2 separate regions of the Homo sapiens genome follow, and region 2 is linked to region 1. A link is a loop called in an ENCODE intact Hi-C map of the cell type or tissue named here. Cell type or tissue: PC-9. All regions are shown on one strand.

Region 1 (8,000 bases):
CACACTTCCTCCATTTTTGAGTCCATAAAAACCCCCAGACTCAACCACATGGTACGACTGCCCGTCTGCAGGTAGTAGCTACCCACTTTGGGTCTCCTCTCTGCTGAGAGCTGTTCTGTGGCTCAATAAAACTCTTCCCTGCCTTGCTTACCCTCCAGTTGTTTGTGGAAACTCATTCTTCCTGGATGCTGGACAAGAATTCAGAACACACCGAATGGTGGGTGCGAAAAGGGCTGTAACACTTTCCTGGCCAGCTCCTTGAGCTGCGGACGATGACATGCTCCTGTTCATCAGACTGTGGCAGTGAACACTGGTGACGCTTCTGTGGGCCCAGACCTCAGGATTCCCCAAGCCAGAGCTGTAGCACTATAGCCCTCCTGCCCTCCGCTGGTGTTGGGCGGCTACCCCATGTGACGGGAAGCAGCAATGGGGCCAGGGCAGCCTGGGAGCTGTACGCCAGAGTGAGGCGGTGGGACTGAATGAGGCAAAGACATGCCTCCCCCCACGCCCGATCCGCCGAGCTGTGGGTGGTGGAAATGAGAGAGCTGCAGAGCGCCTCCACACCCACCCCTTGGGGCTCTGTGGTTGCTGGCATCTCCGAGTTTTCAGATGTCACCACATTCCCCTCATCCAGATGCTGGCACCCACAAGAGAAGCTGCTTGTGGTATGCCTAGTCCAGCTGTAGGCTTGCACGGAGCCTGGAGCTGCCTGCCCTGCCGCAGCAGCTGGGGTGTCTGGCTGTGTGCACTGGCTGGACCCCATGCTTAGTGGCGCACACACCCCTCGCTGCTCCATGCCTGGCTTGCCCTCAGTGGGCATGGGTCTGGGTCTGTAGCATGAGCCGAGCAGCACAGCCTGGCAGCCCAGGGGACAGAACAAGCCCAACGGGCATGAGTGAAACTCAAGCAGAGGCGCCGCCAGCCACAGAGGGTTCTGGCTGGTGAAGTGACACCCGAAGGATCCTGTGACACTAAGACAATCATCCAGGGAGGTTAAGTAGAGGTAAAATATATATATATATATATATATATATATATATATATATATACGTGTATATATATATATATATATACGTGTATATATATATATATATATACGTGTATATATATATATATATATATATATATATGTGACACTAAGACAATCATCCAGGGAGGTTAAGTAGAGGTAAAATATATATATATATATATATATATATATATATATATATATATATATATATATACGTGTATGTGTATATATATATACATATATATATACACATATATATATATATAAAGACGGAGTCTCTCTCTGTTGCCCAGGCTGGAGTGCAGTGGCGTGATCTCGGCTCACTGCAACCTCTGCCTCCCGGGTTCGAGCGATTCTCCTGCCTCAGACTCCCAAGTAGCTGGGACTACAGGCATGTGCCACCAGGCCTAATTTTTTTGTATTTTTAGTAGAGACGGGGTTTCACCGTGTTAGCCAGGATGGTCTCGATCTCCTGACCTCGTGATCCGCCTGCCTTGGCCTCCCAAAGTGCTGAGCTAACACACCCGGCCTTTAGTGGAGGTAATATTTTTTAAAGTGTTCTGTTTCTCTATTGCATTTATGGCTTTAGATAAGAACCTATCAAGTAGGGCCCAAGAGGCATCAAGAAGCCTAGAGATGCAGAATGAAGCATCTGGATCTCCTATGAGCTACATTAATTGGCCACTGCCCTACCCATTCCAATTCATAGTTATTATTATAAATGTAAATGATATCTAAGAGGTACCATAGTATAAAATGTATGGAAGATGATAAAAATCACACATTTATTCATTCAACACATTTTCTCTCTCTACTACATGTTGGATACTCCACTAGGAGCTGCACACACAGTGAGAAGACAATCTCTCCATACTCAAGGAATTCAGACTTGTGAGTGAGAGAAGTAAACAGGCAATTACAAAAAATGTGACACCACAATGTTAGTAAATGGCAGTGTCAGGGATCAGGCCCAGGCAGTGTGCTCCAGGTGCTTAGGCATTTGGATGCTCTCTCACAACTCACTAAAGCATCACACATATTATTTTCCCACTTACAATGGCACCAATAACCTAAATCTATGTAGCACTGACCTTCTTTTAAACACATTACTGATTGAATTCCCATATAGGTGCTGTAGATTGGTATTACTTCCGTTTTATAGCTAAGGCTCGAGGAAGTTAGGCTTCCTGTGAAAGGCCACATAGCTAGTGAGAAGCAGGTCTGGAATCTGTTCCTGTGTCTCATTCCAAAGCCCATGCTCTTTTAATGACACAGGGCAGTTTCTTACAATTAATAAGCATGTAGGGTTTGATAAAGTACTTTTACGTGTTCCAGATCTTTTAACCTTCCTGGCAATTCTGTGAGGTAACTATCTCAAATGACAGGTAAGAAAATCAAGGCTCAGGATGGTGAGGGATAGGACCTATTTATATGGGTGACAACCTACGTACATGGTTGATAAAGCCAAAGGCTTAAAACTAGGTGCCAAAGCAGGCTTAAAATCAGCGCCTTCTCTGTAGACAGATGCAGTCTACATCTGTAGATATAACGCTTACAGATAATTATTGCAGCCATGTAATAACTGTTCACTAACTTTCTTGAGTGGGAAGGGGTATATAAGATTAACTGCTTTGACTGGCAGATGGATCGTGGGGAGCTGGCTAAGGCTTACTTTCTTATCAGTAGTTGCTTTTACCCTCCTCCCAAAGAGAAAGGTACACACTATGTTTTTCAAAATCATTGATCATTCTATTATGGTTAACAGTGCTATTACATCACTACACAGGCACTTAGGGTGGAGAAAAATGAATGTGGAGATTTGAAGGTTATAGGCTAAAATGTGAATCCCAGGGTCCTAGAATAAAAGCCACATATCTCCAAATGTGCTGATATCTTTAGAATTGAGATAATCAATTCTCCCTGCCTGATAAATGGAAGACATACAGACATGGGCGTGTGTACATCTTTTCATTTCTCGATAGAAGAAATCTGACAGGGTACCTGCTGTAATATAGAGGTACAGTTGAAATCTGCTGTGGAACTAAGTTCGTTTTCTGGTTTAGATTAGTAGATTATTCCAGGAAGGTTGGTTCAGGAGGACTGAGAGAGTATAAAGCAGCAGAGGTGCTCTACTGATTGTCTGGGGTAAGCCGTACATGAAAAACAACTGTCCACTTCTCTTTGCTGATAAAAAAAATATATATATTTATATATATATTTATATATATATATATTTATATATATATATTTATATATATTTATATATATATTTATATATATTTAGATATATTTAGATATATTTAGATATATTTAGATATATATATATTTAGATATATATATAGCCTTAGGAATAGAGAAGCCATTATAATCCAATAATCAGCTAGAGGGCAGCACTGTGTCATCTACTTGCTGCAAATGAGAAAGACATGAAGACAATATGAGAATCATAAAAAGTAGGGATGATATACTGCACAAGTCTCTAGCTGATGATCTAGATCATAAAGTGTCTTCCTTTTTTTAATTAATGCCAACAGGCAAGTTTTTTTTTTTATTGGCTTCTAGGGAATAAGGAAAAGGGATGGTGAGGAGGATACACCCAAGCAGATGAAATGGCTAAGAGGGACTATTTGAAGGTAGGGCTGGAGTGGGAGTTAGGAGGGCTCAAAAGTTTAAAGTGCCTTGGGGTCCCACACAGCCTCTCAATTTTGCTGATGGCTGTGCTTGTGTTTTAAAAATAAAATATCTGCTGAGTGGATTAAAGGAGTGAATTGAATTCCCGAGGCTCCGATTACTTTTCCCTTTGCCAGTTTTTATCAGCAACGATCAGTAAGACTGTCAGATCTGATGTAAGCTGCCTTCCTCTTGCACTCTTCTTTAGCTTCACAGCATGTGAAGCACAGGATTAAAATGTATGTGTGTGTGTGTGTGTGTGTGTGTGTGTGTGTGTGTGTGTGCTCTTTCAACAACTGAGCCCAGTTGAGAAGAATGCTAAAGAAAATTCCCTAGGAATCGGAGGACCAATAAGAGGTGGCAAGCATGTGCAAGAGAACACCATCCTTGGTCTCGAAGGTATGGCCCTCCATCAGTCCCCAGAGTCCGTCATTCCCAGCTCTACCCCAGCCTCACCCTGAGGAACAGGGAGCTGGACAGCTCGTGTCTGCAGAGGCATGTGTAAAGTGATGCTACTGATGTGTTATTATAAGGCCTCTCCCCACAGCCAAATGGGCTGGACCTTTTGACACACTCCCTCTCTCCCTGTGCACACTGATGCCCTGATGAGGCAGGTGCCTGCCAGTTCCTGGTTGAGGTTGTTTCCTCTGGGCACCACATCCACTTGGAGGTTAAACACTGCCTCCAGAGGGCAAATGGAAACAGTCAATGTTTTTGACTCACCCCGCCCCCTAGGGACTATAAACTGCTGAAACCTTGTTCGTGAATACTCTGTGCCCACAAATATGCCAGCCAAAGAATGCACCTAGAATGAGGGCACAGCACAAACAGGCTGCTCGGCTTACAGGAACCAGCAAGTTCTTCTCGGGTTTAATCTGTCCAGAAGAGGGGGGAAATGTCTCTAGAATAGGATCACTATAGAGACATTCCTCAGAGATGAATACAAACATGAGCATGGGGAAGGGCTCAATAAACACTGGCTAACTGTATCACACTGAAGCAGGACGTCTCCCCACTGGCAATGGTTGGGAATGGTTTCCCAGTTCTCAGGTGTGCCTAAGCTACTTAGATATTAGGGCAAAGAAAGATTTTCTTTCCCTATAAAATAGATAGAGGTGGCGATAGTCAAAAACTGATGAGATACTGACAATACGAATATTGAAACCAGGTGCAGTGGTGCATGCCTGTAGTCTCAGCTACTCAAGAAGTTGAGGTGGGAGGATTGCTTGAGCCTACAAGTTCAAGACCAGCCTGGGCAACATAATGAGACCCTCTCTCCATGACTCTAAAAAGTTGTGTGTGTGTGTGTGTGTGTGTGTGTGTGTGTGTGTGTGTGTGTGTGTGTGTTAAAGAGAGAGAGAGAGAGAGACAGAAAGAGAGGGAGAGAGAAAGAGAGGGCGAGGGACAGACAAACAGAAAGAAACAAAGAAAGAAACAGATGGTAACAGAGCCCAGCCAACTACATGAAGCAGGTATTCCATCTAGTGAATAAGCACATAGTTACCCTCCATGTCATGCTAAAGAATGGCATTGTTCCAAAGAAGCTGGAGACGACCTCGATTGCTTAAACCACAGTCAAAATGCACTTAACTGGTACTTCTCTACCTTAGGCTACAGCCATTTACTGGATTCTGAACATTAGGAGCAAAAAGACAGGTAATTGACTAAATCCGGCTTCCAGTAACTTACTCCATGTCAGATTCTGCCAGGCCTTCAAGGAATACTTGACAGCAGAGATGCCCGATTGTGCATTTATTTATTGTTTTGTTTTTTGTTACTCTTTGGTCCCTAGATCATTGTGAAAGTAAGCAATAAATGTGCTTTGTGTGAATTTTAAGGATGGATTTTAAGTGGCAGCAAATGTTGCTATTCCTTTCCCTTAGAAAAAAATGTTTTTTATCAAACAAGACTCTATAAGCTTTTACTTGTTCCCCAATCTCCACCCCAAGGACAGGAGTCAGGAAAATGCTATGCTTATTTTTTTAAAAGCGGGGGAAAGGATTTTAGAAACTATTGATTAAACTTCAATCATCCCTTGGGTTATGAATATTTAGACAAAGAAATGTTAACTAAGAGCCATTATACATTCACCTAGATATTATGCTAATTTTCTTTTCTTTTCCTACAGGATTAGCAGACTAAGAGACCTATATGTGTTGAATTATCTCATGGGCTATCCTTGCAGTAAAAATATGAGGAAATGAAAATTCATGTAGTCAAATATTAGCAGGTGGTTGAAAAGCTATCCTGAGAAAAGGTCGCTTAATGGATTCTTTCAACTAAAGGGATACTTGTAACAGACTATAGTCCTTAGAAATGACCTATATATGTAATCCCAGCTACTCGGGAGGCTGAGGCAGGAGAATGGCTTGAACCCGGGAGGCAGAGGTTGAGGTGAGCAGAGATTGCACCACTGCATTCCAGCCTGGGTGACAGAGCAAGACTCCGTCTCAAAAAAAAAAAAAAATGCTCTATACAATGACTTTATTGCCAACTTTGAATAAAAAATTTATTTATTAAACTTAAAACCCAAAAGCTGAGACTGCTTTAGTATTACTAACGACAAAGTCAGGATTCAACATTATTCTAATAAGGCTTGAGAACAAAATTATAAAATTTAAGAGCAACAAATGTTTTTCACTGAGATTCCAAATTACTGGTTTTGTCAAGATTATAAGAAAATTTTAAAAGATCTGGGTATTTTAATTTGCCAAAAATAAGTTTGTATGAGAAGTTTGACTAGGTTCTTAGAAAAACAATGGCGACAACCAAAAATCCTGGGCTGGACTAACAGCAGTATAATGTAGTATGATGACTCGTGGGAAGATCAAATCAACTGGAATGAACTGTTGAAGTTTGTGACACTCTCCTGCTTAAAATCTTCCAATGGCCACCTACTATGCTTACAAACTATACTTACCTGAGCCATGGTAACACAGCTATGATGCCTTAAATACGCTGGCTGCTGCCTTCCTCTCTGATATTGCTGAAGTGACTCTCCTCTTCTCTTGCTCTACTTTCCACATGACCTCTCTTTCTTTTGACAAGACTCATGTTCACCATAGAGCCTGCCATGCACCACTCCCTCTGGCTGTAATGTGCTGCCCACAGATCTTCATTCACTCCCTGGCTCCTCTGTATTATTCAGGAACAGCTCAAATGGCACCTTCTGAGATGCTTTCCCCATCACTGATCAAAACATGCCACCCTGGCAGGGCCAGTGGCTCACACCTGTAGTCCCAGCACTTTGGGAGGCCAAGACAGGAAGACGGGTTGAGCTCAGGAGTTCGAGACCAGCTGGGGTAACATAGCAAGGCCCTGTCTCTATTTATAAACAAAATAAAAAACATACCACCTCTCTGCAAATATTTTCTATCATATTATCTGATCTTATTTTCTTTGTAACATTTTTGACTACTAGAGACCATCTTGCTTATTTATGTGTTTCCTGGTTTACTTGATTTTTCCACTACAAGACTAGAAGCTCCATGAAATATCCGACTTTGCCTGCCTTCTTGTCTGCTGTATCCCCAGCCTCCAGAATAGTGCCCAAAGGAGAACAGTGGCTCCAGAAGTATTTGTTGAATAAAAAGTTAAACATGTGTGCTTGACAGATCACAGCTGACTGTGTTTAATTCTAGTTATCTTATTTTGAGAGGGACACTGGACATTTTCCAGGGGAAAGTAACCAGGATGTTGAGAATTCTAGAAACTTCCTCATATGAGGAAGAATTGAATAAGCTAGGAAGAGTCAATCTAAAGAAGAGAAGGTGAACAGGAAACATGATAGTCATCTTGCAGAAAAGAAAGCAAACTTGTTTTGCCAATATTCCAGATGGCAAAACTAGAAGGAATGAGTAAATTACAGGGAAACAGATTTTTGGTTCAATTATAAGGAAAATCTTTGTTAAAAAAGGAAAGGAGGCCAGTCATGGAGTGGAATGACTTTTGGAATGGGAAGTTTCCTGCTAAGGTCTGTATTCAGCAGAGGCCGGATGACCATCTGTTGGAGTGATATAAAATGGATTTTGACATGGGTGTGTGTGTGTGTGGGGGGGTAACCTAGATAACCTTTAAGCCCTCTCATGTCTGAACGTATGATTCTATAAGACTGTTCATACATAAATACGGCATTTCCCAAAGAGAAATGGAATATTAGGTCCCTGTGACATTCTCGTGGAAAAAAAATCATTTGGGAAATACTATATACTATATCCTGTTTGGTGATGTGCTACCACTAAAAAAAAAGAAAAAACAAAAAACAAACTTATTTAATACTGAACCAATTTTTTCCAAACCTACTTGGAAATGAATCAGT
Region 2 (8,000 bases), 360 kb after region 1:
TGTTGGGAGAATTCTGTTCCTTTTGGTTGTAGGATGGAGGTCCTATTTTTCTGTTGGCTGTTAGACAGAGATGACCCCAGGTCCTTACAACATGGCCTAATCTATTCACAAGAATTACTACTTTGAGGCTAACAGAAGAGCACCTTCTGCTGCTTTTTGTCTCTTTTAAGGGTTCAAATGTCATGTGAGGCCCAACCAGGGTAATCTCCCTTTTGATTGACTCAAATTTAAATTATTAGGGATTTTAATCACACTTGCAAAATCCATTCAGTGTTGCCATATAAAAAACTAACCCCGAGAGTGACAGTCTGTCAGAATCATGGATACCACCCAAAGGGGAAAAATTATAAATACATGGGCATGGGTCTGGTCATTGGGGTCATTCTAGAATTCTGCCTACTACCAGTGGGAATATCAGTAAGAAACATGCAATAAAAAGATCATTCAAAATAGAAAACCACTGGCCAAAAAATTACAAAAAGTTGAAAGAGAGGAGATACCTTTATCTTCCACCTCGAAGGTGCGAAGAAATATGGTAGGTGATTTCTAGTAAGAAAAGCCGCTAAAGAATTCTGGGTAGAAACTGTATGAACATGATCAGGACTTCTTCTAGAAGGAATACAAGATCACTGAACTATGAAAAACTATATTGGCTGGGTGCAGTGGCTCAAGCCTATAACCCCAGTGCTTTGGGAAGCTGAGGCAGGAGGACTGTTTGAGGCCAGGAGCTTGAGACCAGCCTCAGCAAAAAAGTGAGACCTTGTCTCAATAAAAAAGCTAAAATTGGCCAGGTGTGATGGTGCATGCGGTGGTGCACACCTGTGTTCCTAGCTACTTGGGAGGCTAAGGCAGGAAGATCACCTGATGTCCAGGAGATCAAGGCTGCAGTGAGTTATGATCACACCGGTGCACTGCACTCCAGCCTGGGGGACAGAGCAAGACCGCATCTCAAAAAAAACCAACAACAACAACAAAAAATGCTGTACTGTAAATCAGTAAATTGGCAGATAGTCTGTATAGCAAATAATCATATCCAGAAATTCCTGCCAGTATGGGGGCAGGGGAAGAGTAGCAGAAGTAAGGAAAGCTTAGACTCTTTTTCTTTAAAAAAAAAGAAGGTATACTACACACTCAAGAGAATGGTAAAAATTTGAGCCCATAAAAATACATTAGTGAGAATGTAAAGCAACTGATATTGTCATACAATTTCTTATCAATTTCTATAATGGTAAAATCCTTGTATCTCCTAAAGCCAAACACATGCCTATGTTATGAACCAACAATTCCATTCCTAGGTATATTCCCACGAGAAATTAGTGCATTTGTAATACAACTGTTCATAGGAGAATTATCTATAGTAGCCCCAAAGTGGAAACGATGAAAGTCCATTAAAAGGTGAATGAATGAATTGTCCTATAGTCATAGAATAAAATACTATGCAATAATAAAAACTGATATGCAAATCCACAAGAATGAATGTGCCAGACATTTTGTTGAGTTACAGAAGCCAGAAACACAAAACAGAGTATGATTCTATTTATTTAAAGAATAGGTAAAACTAAGAGATAGAGTTAGAAATCAGAATAGTGTTGACCCTCAGGGAGTGTTAAGAAGCATAGGAAATCTTCTGGGTGGTAGTTATATGGGAATACATATGTGCAAGAATTTAGCTGTACATTTAAGATGAGTGCACATTACACACTTCACTGCAGGTACATTCACCTCAATAATAAGTGAAATCTAATTAAAGTGTAATAATAATATTAATAAATAAACTAAGGTTAAAAAAGGGGAGAAAGAACAGAAAAGATTCAGTGTACAGGCATCTAAAACTCCAGTGTTACGCACAATTTTTTTTTTTTTATTGGAGACAGTTTCGCTCTTGTCACCCAGGCTGGAGTGCAATGGCGTGATCTCAGCTCACTGCAATCTCCGTTTCCCAGCCTCAAGCGATTCTCCTGCCTCAGCCTCCCTAGTAGCTGGGATTACAGATATGTGCCACTATACTCAACTAATTTTATATTCACCATGTTGGCCAGGTTGGTCTCGAACTCCTGATCTCACGTGATCTGCCCAGCTCGGCCTCCCACTGTGCTGGGATTACAGGCGTGAGCCACCATGCCACGCCCAATTTTTTTAATATAATGTATATTATTATTACTTCTAAAAGTATTATAGGAACTACAAATTTCAAAGTGTAAAATGCAACAAATATGGCTAATAACTAAACAGAAACCATCTAAAACAGATAGAAAAGTAGACGTTACTTAAAAAGAGCTAATTATTCCTCTTGGGCATTATACTTGCCTAAAAAATGTCCTGGAAGTGACAGTAAAAAGAAGATCATACTGATTATAATTTGGGGATGACAAAGGATTTCAATTGGTTAGAATAAGTTAGACCAAATTCTGTATCTATTTTAGGGCAACTACATCTATTGTGTTAGGGTGAATACCATAATTTAGAAATGATAGTCAACCACTCAATTTACATGTTAAAGAATTCTTATGGAAAAAGTTCTTGTCTTGAGAAATTTTAAAAAATGATTCATGACATATTTAAGTGGATATGGAGTTAATGGTCCTCAATAACATTCCTATAATCTAGAAATGGTAGATAATCATAAATGAGCGAATGATTCATCCCATCAATTGCCTTGCTTTTATCAGTCCTCTTTCAGCAGACATGCTGTGGGGAATGATATCCATAAACAATTTATTGCTTGCTTTCTAAGCCAAGTCAAAAATTTCCCTTTCAGATCAGCTGTAACCTTTTTTTTTCAAACTTTGTTTCTGTGATGGTTACCTTTATATGTCAACTTGACTGTGCTAGGGACGCTCACAGAGCTAGTAAAGCATTATTTCTGAGTGTGTCTATAAGGGTACTTCTGAAGAGGTCAGCTTTCCAATCTGTAGATAGACTTGAAGAAAGAAGCTCTCCCTCACCAACGTATTACCCAATCCGTTAAAGGATTACAACTGCATTTTTATTTTTGTTTTCACAAGCAGCAAGAAAGTGATGTCAAACTGGAGGCAAGAGGAAGGCAAAACAATAATGTACATAAAACAATGCCAAATTTTCAGCTGCCATTAATTCATAAATAGAAGGGCTGTCCTTTCCCTTTTAACCTCTTTACTAGCCATATTCCAACCGTCCTAAATTATTTGTGTAGTAAAATTTAGAGTTCGTGCCACTGCAGACCAAATGGTTTTGAAGAAAAATGGCCACGTTCATCATGGCCATTAATATTTATCTCTGGGGTGAATATAGGCCAGAAAGACAAATTCACTAAAGGTCACCAAGTGTGGCCCTCTTAGTTAGAGGTATATGTGAATCACAACTACATTCTCAAAATGGATGTCACTTAACATTACAAGATTGGGACAATCTCTGAGGTAAACACATTTTCTCAACAGTCTAGAAAGACTTCTGTCAGAGAAGAAAACAGGAAAAATGGGGGTGGGGGGAGGAGTTTCTAGGGACCATTCTAAGAGATACTACTAGAACTTACTTGTTCACTAACAGGCTTATTGGTTCATTAATTTAAAAAAACATTTACTGAGTGCCTCCTATGTGTGACGAATGATGCCAGGTGCTACAGGTTACGGGTAAAATAATAGTTGTTAACATTTATCTGTACTTAATATGTGCCAGGCACAGTTTTTTGTTTTGTTTTGCTTTGAGACAGAGTATCGCTTTGTCGCCCAGGCCGGAGTGCAATGGTGCAATCTTGGCTCACTGCAACCTCTGCCTCCTGGGTTCACGTAATTCTCCTGCCTCAGCCTCCTGAGTAGCTGGGACTAGAGGCGTGTGCCACCATGTCCAGCTAATTTTTTAGTAGAGTTCAGTATTTTTAGTAGAGACAGGACTTCACCATGTTGGCCAGGTTGGTCTCAAACTGCTGACCTCAGGTGATCCACCCACCTCGGCCTCCCAAAGTGCTGGGATTACAGGCATGAGTCACCGTGCCAGGCCCAAGGCACAGTTTTAAACATTTTACATGTGTTAACTCATTTCGTCATCACTATGGCCCTATGAGGTTAGGTATATTATATTCACAGTTTAAGAAAATGAATGTGACACATAGAAGGAGTTACTGTGCCCAAAGTCACCTAGGTAGTAAGCCCAATTCCAGAGACCCACCACTCCGAACCTCTAACTAGTCCCCAGACTCTGCTGTGAGGAACATATAGTGGGCCAGTGACTGATAATCCAAGAACCTAGAGCTTTGGAGATAAATGAGATTCCAAAAAAAAAAATCACTTACCTTCTTCCTTTTACAACTGAGAAAACTGGTTAAGTGACTTGCACAAAGTCAGAGCAAGTTATCAAGAGACATCGCTAATAGTTTGATTTTAATAATAAAAATACAGGGTACATCAAGGAATAAAAATTAAAGAATTCATATTCTTAAGAGACTAAAGTGGGCACTAAAACTAATACATCAACGAAAGCCTAGAAAAAAAAGAAAGTAGTATTTGCAATTAAAAAATAAAAAGAGGAAAAGGGATGGAAGAAAACCGTAACTCCATTACTCTGAACTTGAGAAGAGGAATGGTTATGAGTAATCACAAACTGCTGAAAGCCTTACACTTGAGGGAAAGATAAAAGATTAGACTATGTAGTAAAATTATATTGGGCTAGATTAGATTAGACAGAACTAAACACAACCAAAAGAGAACCATAAAAGCATACATAATGAAATGCTATCTTTACCCCTATCTAACACTCCATAAAAACTACTCCTCTTTTTATATTTCCTGTCTTAACAAATGACATCATTACCTACCCAAGACACCAAAATACATCTCTTCTTGCTGAAACACCACACAGAATGAGTCACCATGTCCAACTGATTGTACCTCCAAAATAGGTTCTGGGTCACTTCCCACCTCACCTAAGAATTCTTCTATGAGCTCTCACCTGAAATAACAAAACTTGCCTCTTTGTCTACACTCTCATTCCACTCAATTCATTCTCCACACAGTCATCAGAAAACATTTTCTAAAATGCACATTTCATTATGCGACTCTCCTACTTTAAACCTTTGGAGGACTCCTTATCACCCGCAGGACAAAAACCGAACCTTCTTGCTATGGCATACCAGGTCTTTTGAGATCTGCCTACCAGTCTTCCATGTCTATGTTCAATCTTCCCCATACACTTTATGCTTAACCACAATAAAATATTTCCAGTTCCATGAGATTCTCAAACATCTGTGTGTTCATCCACATCTTCTCCCTACTTGCCGCGAGTTCCCTTCCTTTGTTCAGTGTGGTCAACTCATCTTACCAGTTCGGCGTAAGAATTCCACCTTTGTAATACCTCCTATGACTTCCCTTGAAAATGTTAAGTGTTTTCTCTTCTGTACTCCCCAAAGTACTTCTAATATTCACTGAAACTGTGACTGTTTGCATGTCTTATCTTCTACAGCATCTAGAACCCCTCTGCACGCAGAAAATGTTCCAGGAACAGGCCCCAGAATATAGTTGGCCTAGAAATGTTGACTGTACACCATAACCTCCAGTGTGTCAACTGATATGACAGCCCTAAGAACTAACCAGCATTAACTTCATTACACAGATGAATAACCTAGAGCTCAGAAAAGTAAAGTGCCTTGCCTAGAAAAGCTAGGATGAGTAACAGGTGATCCTTCTACTAAACCCCAAGCTACTCAAAGCCCAAACAGAGCTGCACCAATATTCCACATATGAACATCACTAACCAACTGAACAGGATATGTAAATGAGTTAGCTGGTGCTGAAATCAGACATTAATGTGCAAACAAACAGGGACTTATTTGAGCTAAGTGGGCATGAATATGCAAATTACTGGCTGCAATTCAGTAGATGTCATCACAATTCTAGGAATGAACATCCTATATTATGACTATTACAATATTCATGTCGCATTCATACATACTATCATATATTACTGTAATATGGGCTTTTCCAGTTTAAAATTGTGGAGAAGCCAAAAGTAACTTAATGCATATTTTCATCCACACCAAAATTACAAGCTGGAAATCAGATGTGAGCACACAGAGCTCTGCAATCTCCATATAGAACCAGGCTGCCATCATGATCACTTGCAGTTCAAGCTGAACATTCTATTTTTAACGCAAGGTACTTTAGAAATAGGTTGTGCCGTGGGCCCTACCAATATTTCCAGCCTCAGCTACCATGCAGAGTCTAATATAATATGCTATAATAAGTGCATTTAAAACAAAGTTATTTTTTCCTATAGAATTTTTAATAATAAAGCTGCATAGCTACAACACTTGAACAATACTCGGAAAATCCTGTATGTGATTACATTTATTCTTTGCTCAGGTATAATAATGACCTTTATTTTCCCATATCACCAGTACACCATTGGTTCTTATCAATTCTTAATCTCTTACTAGGATGAACAATGGCCAAAGCCATTCATAATAGCTTTGATGTACTTTCATCTGACTCCTGAAAGTAACAAATTATAATCAGTAAAAATCTGTATATATAAACTGAGTTCCTTAATTAGTAGAAAAATATCCGATTCATGTTGTGAAACTCTGATGAGAGAAGAGCCTATACTCTCATACTTTCATACATTTACCCATACTGTGCCTGATGCCTGAAATGCTTGCCTCAATTTCTTTACCTGGAAAACTTCTCTTCATCTGTTATAACCGAGTTTAAGCTTTAAATACTTATAGATGCCTCCCTGCCTTTCCCAGAACTTGTATATGCATCCCAGTTGTCTATATACATACACACAACTCCGTGATAGTGTGTATCACAGAGCTGTGATCACTTGTGTTCCTGCTGAATTAACTGGGATATAAGTAGGGCTGCATGTAACATGAATCAAAACACTAGTGAATTAACAAGTCAGAGTTTACTCATCTCTCATGCAGAAGTCCGGGATGATGCGGTGACTCTGGTCCAGGAAGTTACTGAGGTATGGCACTACACAGTATCAGAAACCCAGGCCCCCTCTGTCTTGTTGTTGTAGCTTTCCTTCAGTGCTGCCTCACCTGCATGGTCTAGGAGGACTTACCACATTCCATTCATATCCACACCTTCACACACAGGCTGGGCTGGGAGAGAAAGACAGCCTCTTTCTTCCCAATAAGAGAATGACCCAAAGTTACACACATTACTTTCAATCACATCCTATTAGCCAGAATTAAATTACACGTCCATGTTGGCTGCAAGGCAAGTTAGAAATGTTCCTATTTTGGGTGGCCCTGTGACTAGCGAAATATCAGGGACTCTATGAATTTGGAGGAAAGGGAGAACAAATGCTGGGAGGCAGGTGACCATATAAGTGACACATTTATGGTCCCTTTCTTTTCTTTTGGCCTTCAAAGGCAGTCCTGTTCATTATTTTATCCTGAGGGCCTAGTGAAGTATCCAGCACAAGTAAACATACAATAAACCTATACAGGATTAACAAATAAACAGAAAGTCCCTTAACACAGGAAACAAAAGTATAATCGCTGCTGACTCCAATTAATGTTAGGTGTCTGACATCCCAGATGGAGGATGATGGAGGGAGCAGGTAAGTTGGGAGGAAACTCTTCTAACCACAAAGATGCCTTCTCATGGACGACTTAAGGTACAGTACTCGTTCAGGGGTAGTTCACAGCTTTGGCACATACCAGGAGTTGCAACAAAAGTGCTGCTGTCCAGAAAACTCCACATTTGTTCTCGATTTCTAAACAGGAACATTAAACTACATACATGGTTTTGTCTCTAAAGCTTTAAGAGGCTTCTTAAAAAATTGTTTATATCTGTACATTTTATGAAATGTATGAGTGCATATGACATTTGTACAGTTTTTAAAAGAATAAAACAACAGTATTTCTGTAACAGCTTAAGAAAGAGAACATTACTAGGATCTTTGAATCCCCACGAGATCCTCTCTTTGGTTACAACCCTCCTCCATCCTCTCCAGAGGTGATGTTTTCCTTGACTTTTATATTTATGCCCTTACCTTCTTCATTTTTTTATCAC

The links. A loop is a pair of places that touch in the nucleus more often than their neighbours do. Peaks named below come from ENCODE experiments on the same cell type or tissue, not always from the same donor. Only the 100,000 strongest peaks of a DNase experiment are listed, where the experiment ranks them.
Region 2: a loop joins it to region 1, with 5 times the contacts of the local background. A loop is called at or near these places in 3 of 110 quality-filtered maps.

What each region holds. Positions count from the first base shown.
Region 1 is chr7:133,850,375-133,858,374 of GRCh38, reverse strand. The region is part of intron 11 of EXOC4 (exocyst complex component 4); the gene reads right to left. Among named protein-coding and RNA genes, the nearest start is that of LRGUK, 270 kb to the left of the region's middle. In PC-9, CTCF peaks have their summits at 3,442 and 4,391; DNase peaks (open chromatin) are centred at 4,484 and 5,184; H3K27ac peaks cover 494 bases.
Region 2 is chr7:133,489,118-133,497,117 of GRCh38, reverse strand. All of the region lies in intron 9 of EXOC4 (exocyst complex component 4), which reads right to left. Among named protein-coding and RNA genes, the nearest start is that of MIR6133, 200 kb to the right of the region's middle. In PC-9, no CTCF peak of the experiment used is centred here; a DNase peak (open chromatin) is centred at 4,897.